Linked DNA regions of Mus musculus: region 1 is linked to region 2. Evidence: chromatin loops called from intact Hi-C (ENCODE). Cell type or tissue: left cerebral cortex. All regions are shown on one strand. Each heading gives the region's core, and the rest is flanking DNA. Links, peaks and the distances in the headings are about the cores only. Region 1 overlaps Maoa (monoamine oxidase A). Region 2 has its middle 72 kb from the start of Cypt1.

Region 1 (2,928 bases), core at 314-2,813, 230 kb after region 2:
AAGAACCATGCAAATAGGCAGTGTTATTCATTGTAATCCCCAGAAAAATAGTCACCCTGTGACTGGGTAGGTGTCCCCAGGAAAATGGATGTCAACACAAAGAGTAGTATCAGTGTGCTAGGTAAGATTGCAGTTGTCAGCAGCATTTGTGAAATTAGGACAACTACATTGTCTTTTGGGAAGCCTTTTGAGCTTACCTCAACATTTAGTCTCACAGGACTACCCTATACTCTAGTACTAGTATACACAGAAGGACACTGTCTGCATGTATTCAATACATATGTCTTGTCAACAGAGGAACATCAGATATTTCTCTTAAGAGGGAAGAATTCTCAGTGTCTACAGCTGAGGTACAAGGAGATCTACATGGCCTGGGAGTCTACCTCTACTTAGAAACCTTGTTTCACATACATTATTACTTTGTCTTACAGACATAGGATATAGTATCCCACTTGCTCAGTATCACAGAAATAGATAGAACACAGAAAGAAGCCTAAAATGATAGCATTCTACCAGGCATTTACAGTTCCTTCATAATTCTCCCCATCTGGATATAGTTATTACTGAGGGGTGGGGGAAAAGGTGACTTTTTCAGCAAATAGTATATTATGTGGTCACATCACAACTTTATGAAGTTTCTAGAGGACCAAATCTAGAATGTAAGCATCAGGTTACATCTGTTCATAGAGAAAGAAGCAGCACTTGTTTACCTGTACTTTCAAGAGCTTGTTGTTTAGCTTTTTCTTCCTTAACAGAATCAAACATCTAGTGTTAGTAATAACAAAACTGATCAATGGGTCTAGTTCTGGAGTCTCAGTACAGGTCTAGATGATATAAATAGAATTAACGAGGAAATGAGGCACAAGAGTCTTGAATTGGAAATAGGAATGCCAGTGGGTTGAGATGAAGGCTTTGGGCTGGGACAGTTTAGAGGAGCCACAGGAGTGGCAAAGATAACACCAAGAAGATTAAGGTAGAGAGTTACCCATTGAATCTATCTCTTCTTTGGTCCTGTATATCAGAATTTTCTTATAGAAAGAACCTATTTGCTCACCCTTAGCTAGTCCCCATAAATGTTCAGAGAAATTTACACATTACATTATATTATTTCAGGACTACTTACTTCATAGACTTCCTGGGGTCTCTCTTCTGCCAGAAATGACAGTGTCTATATCTTCCCTCTTGCCATTACAATCTCTTTTGTTGTCCTAAAAAATGCTTCATGACCCAAATCTGAGGATGTGTATTATCTTGAATAGAAGGCAATATAATGAATACAATGGGCTATAAATAGGGAATATAACTGTGAGATGTTAACTAAGGAGTTGAATTCATGTTCTCATAGGCTGACTAGCTGGCTGAAAATAGGTCAGCATCCTCTTTAGTGATGAATAAACTTAGTCTGCTTCCCCCAGGTTCAGATCCTTGTGCATGGGTCCAGGAAACAAAGAACTGCATTTTACTTTGGGATGAGACACTGGCATTTCCTCCTTGATTAGTTTCCCTTCCCTTTGTGGAGTAAATGAAGGTGGGGAGTGATTGGATAATTTCCCCTCAGCACCTTCCCATGTAACTATGTGACATCTTTTTTTCTTTAAAGGGTGATTCGGCAGCCAGTAGGCAGGATTTACTTTGCAGGCACAGAGACAGCAACACAGTGGAGTGGCTACATGGAAGGTGCAGTTGAAGCTGGAGAACGAGCAGCTAGAGAGGTAAGGAAGGAAACTAAGGTGTACTCCTTTTTCAATTGTAATTTCATCATGGGCAGCAGTACTGGGAATTGAACTGAAGGTGGCATGCATGAGAGGTATGGGTTATTCCAGTGAGCTATAGCTCCAGCCCTATAAGAAACATTTTTGTCATCTGATCTTTCTGATTATTTTATCTTTACAGAAAGATAAAATATACAGAAAGAAACTATACAGAAAGAAACTAGATATTTGGGCTATTTCATTGACACAATTGTGCACATATGTGGAGTACACAAAATTTTGATGCCTGTGTGTAGTATACAGTGGTCAAATCAAGATCATTATCATCTCCTTCACATCATATATCTATCATTTCTTTGAAATATTCAAATCCTTTCTTCTAGCTCTTTGGAATTACATAGTAAATTGTGATTATCTTTAGTAACCCATTCTATTGCTATAGAATGTTAGAATTTATTCCACCCAATGAATTATATTTTGATATTTATTATCCAGTCCCAGTAGCCTTACTCTCTGGTACATTTCTTAGCTTCTGGTACCCTCTGTTGTTTTCTCCATTTCTATAGGATCCACTTACTTGCCTTCTGTGTATAATGGATAGCATGTACTATTTGTCTTTCTAAGCATGGCAGATTTCATTTATGATTGTGTTGTCCTCTAAACTCATCCATGTTGTCACATTGACAGGATTTCACTCTTATTTAAAACTGAATAATCTTTCATTGTATATGAATAACAAAATTTCTTTATCCATTCATGCATCTATTTCTTGATACTGATAGTCTATGTATGCTATGTATGCATTTCTTTGCCACCCACCTGTGGGTTCACCAATGTTTAATATGATTTTGAATCTGTTAACAGTATATAATGTCACAGTATAATGCTGTAATCACTTTCTTTCAGGTCTTGAATGCTCTAGGAAAAGTTGCCAAGAAGGATATATGGGTTCAAGAGCCTGAGTCCAAGGTAAGTTTGATTACTCCATATCTACAGACCAACTACAGCACATAAAATTGCACTGTCCTTCATTTAGCCTCTGCTTTTACTATAGATGCAACTGTCTTAGCATAGAAATACATACTACTACAGATAGGCTTTGTTTCTTTTAACTATAGCAAGAATTTCTATTAATGATCTGTGTTCATCTGTTTAGGATGTTCCAGCTCTTGAAATTACCCACACCTTCTTAGAGAGGAACCTGCCTTCCGTGCCT
Region 2 (2,928 bases), core at 105-2,604:
TTGCAGCTGTAGAGAGGAGTCAGGGTAGAAGTGAACAGAGGGCCATAGATTCAGCATGACAGGATGAAGCCAATGTTTAAGGTTCGCTAACTAAAATTCAAAAATGTCCCCAGCACTTGGGAGGATGAAGCAGGAGGGTAGCTGTAATTTCAAGGCAAAGCAAAACAAACAACAACAAAAAAAACTATATAAATAACTACATAGCTAGGCCTGGTGGCACAGGCCTGTAATCCCAGCTGCAAGCAAAGCAACAGAAAGAGGATTGTACACTGCAGACAAGTTACATGGCACAATTAAACAACATGAGCCTTGTTCACACAGTGAAATTTTCTCAGATTAAAAAGAACCTGAAACCATGACATTTGAACTAGAGTCCACTTTGTCAAGGAAAACAAGCCAGGTTCAGACAAATGTCACATTTTCTTTCATGGAAAGAATTTAAGATTAAATGTGTGTGTTGGGAGATCATGAAGAGAAGAAGAGGATATGTTGGGAGTAAAGGGAGGGGATAATGGAACTCTTGTGACAGAGAAGCAGAAGACAGTAGCATTTCAAAGAAGGAAGAGGAGGGTAGAAAGGACAAAAGAGGACACAGAGCAAGGGGGATGAATGGCAACGAAGGAAAGTAATAGATTACTTTGTGTCACTTTGCATGGTAACTTATAATTAATTTTTCAAAAAGAAATTATCTAAAAAAAATTCTATTCTGCCACTTGAGTTCCCAAAACCAAACTTCTTGGGACAGAAATGTTATGAATTTATTATTAAATATTTGTATGTACATTAGCTACCCTAAAGAGGGAACCAAATCTGAAAAATTCATTTATGATTCATCCACATCTTATATCCATAACCAGAATGTCTGTTATTTGTTTACTGAATAATGAATTGTACACTGGGCCTTACACTTGCTAGGAAAGTTCTCTTTCACTGAGCTACATCTCCAGCCTCTTGTAATCCTATATGATATTTTACATGTTTGAGTTTTGCTCACAACCCTTCCTAAGAAGCCAGATGCTGAATTTTCCCTCTGTAGCTCCATGTTAGTACACAAAACAGTTCCAATTTTAGACCATCTCAGATATTCAGATTAGGGCTCTGCAGTCTATGTTGGCTTTCTCTGTAATTAACGTGAGACACAGGCCACCTGGACCTCTTTATTTGTGAGCAAGGTTCAGTTTTCACCCTGCTTACCAACGTCTTCCTGGGACAGCCTCTGCATGGGAGGAGCCATTTCATTCAATATTCTAACAAGTCTGCACTGTGGTGACAGGCTGCCAGAAGGTGGCAGCAAAAGACTATCTGGCAGAAAAATATGGCTGGATATTCTAAAAGAAAGAATAAAAATTATTTTCAAAGCTAGGCCCCCACCTTGATTCAGGACTGATCCCAGTTTAGTTTAACATACCTGGGGCCAAGAGATGTATAGCAGGATCAAAAGTCACTTCCAGAGTGCCCAATTCCAAAGGAAAGATAAAAGCAAACTTGGCCAGTTAAACTCATTGACTCTGGACATCTGGATCAGAATAATGACTTCCCTTGAGACATCACATATTTTGCTTAATGAACTTCCACTAAGAAAAACAATAGGAAAACCAAGGGAACTAAGATTTGGGAACGATGCCTATGCTTGTCTTTTTCTTTGTCCTCCAGATTTAGATTCACTTTCTTCCCTTTTCGTTATAGCCCCTAAGAGCCTGGATCCCAGGACAATATTCAGAAGCTCTGTTGTCCTCTGGTTTCAAGAGAAAGGTACATGTGCATAGGCCTTTGCTCCCATTTATTCCTCTCTATAATGTTGCCTCAACCAGGAGCTGTTATAGAAAGCTCTTCCTCCAAAAGGGTCTGCTCTAAGCTCTCACTCTCACTGACAGCAGCTGCTGCTATCCATCGTCTCTTCTGATATCTAGATGCTGTTGTCTCCTGTACTGGTAAAAGTGTTCTTCATCCCATCCAAATGTTATTCTTTAAACTCTTTGTAAATAATCCTTTCTTAAGTTATCCTAAATGATGTGGGTCATGTGATGTTGCTAGGACCTTGTCTAATATACAACATATGTTAGTTATCTCTCTCATTGCTGTGACAAACATCTAACAAAACAACGTAATGAATGATAAAGAGTTTGGTTTTGGTCACAATTTCAGCATACAAATATCAGTGTGAAGTCGTGGTACAGAAGGCATGGTGACAGAGCTTTTCAATGGCTGATTACTTTGCACCAATAATCAGAAAGAAGATGACTGGCCAGTGGTGTACTGTTCATTTCTCCTTTGTATTTGGGTTTGAACTGCAGCTCATGGAATAGGGCCACCCACATTTAGAGGGATTGTTAAGCTTCTTAGTTAAGTACCCTCACAAACACACTGTGTTAGTTATTTTCTGTTGCTGTGACAAAAGAGTGACCAAAAGCAACCTGGTGGAAGAAGAGATGATTTGGCTTAAACTTCTACATCACAGTCTATCACTGAAGGAGTCAGGATAAAAACCTGAAGCAGATGTAGAATCAGAGCCCAAAGAGAAACACTACTTACTGACTTGGTCTTTGGGGCTTGTTCAGTTTGCTTTTGTACATACCCCAAGACCACCTGCCCAGGGTGTCACACCCCAAGTAGGTTTGGCACTTACATTTCAATTATTAATCAAGAAAATACCTCACAGGCCCTTCTGTAGGCCAGTCTTATGGAGGCAATTCTTCAATTCAGGTTCCCTCTTCCCAGATGACTCTAGCTTGTGGCAAGTTGACAAAAAGTAAGCAGGACACACAAGAGCTTTGTCTCCTGCATGATTTAAAAACCTGTCACAATACCAAGACTAACCATCATATAACATGGAGCTAAATCATATTTTCCCCCAAGAGTAAACTTGACTAAAGGTGAGGATAGCAGGAATGGCTCACATCAAGGACTACAAATAGTTAAGTTCCAGCA

Evidence for each region. Hi-C counts contacts between places; a loop is a spot of excess contacts. Peaks named below come from ENCODE experiments on the same cell type or tissue, not always from the same donor. Only the 100,000 strongest peaks of a DNase experiment are listed, where the experiment ranks them.
Region 1: it touches region 2 in a loop (6-fold over the local background); 3 of 42 quality-filtered maps call a loop at or near these places.

The regions. Positions count from the first base shown.
Region 1 is chrX:16,682,364-16,685,291 of GRCm38, forward strand. It overlaps Maoa (monoamine oxidase A), which reads left to right. Exons shown (of 15, transcript NM_173740.3): 13 at 1,601-1,712; 14 at 2,619-2,681; 15 at 2,869-2,928. Among named protein-coding and RNA genes, the nearest start is that of Maoa, 64 kb to the left of the region's middle. In left cerebral cortex, for the core only: a CTCF peak has its summit at 1,771; no DNase peak of the experiment used is centred there.
Region 2 is chrX:16,449,639-16,452,566 of GRCm38, forward strand. No RefSeq gene overlaps it. Among named protein-coding and RNA genes, the nearest start is that of Cypt1, 72 kb to the right of the region's middle. In left cerebral cortex, for the core only: a CTCF peak has its summit at 1,283 (motif pointing right); a DNase peak (open chromatin) is centred at 1,232.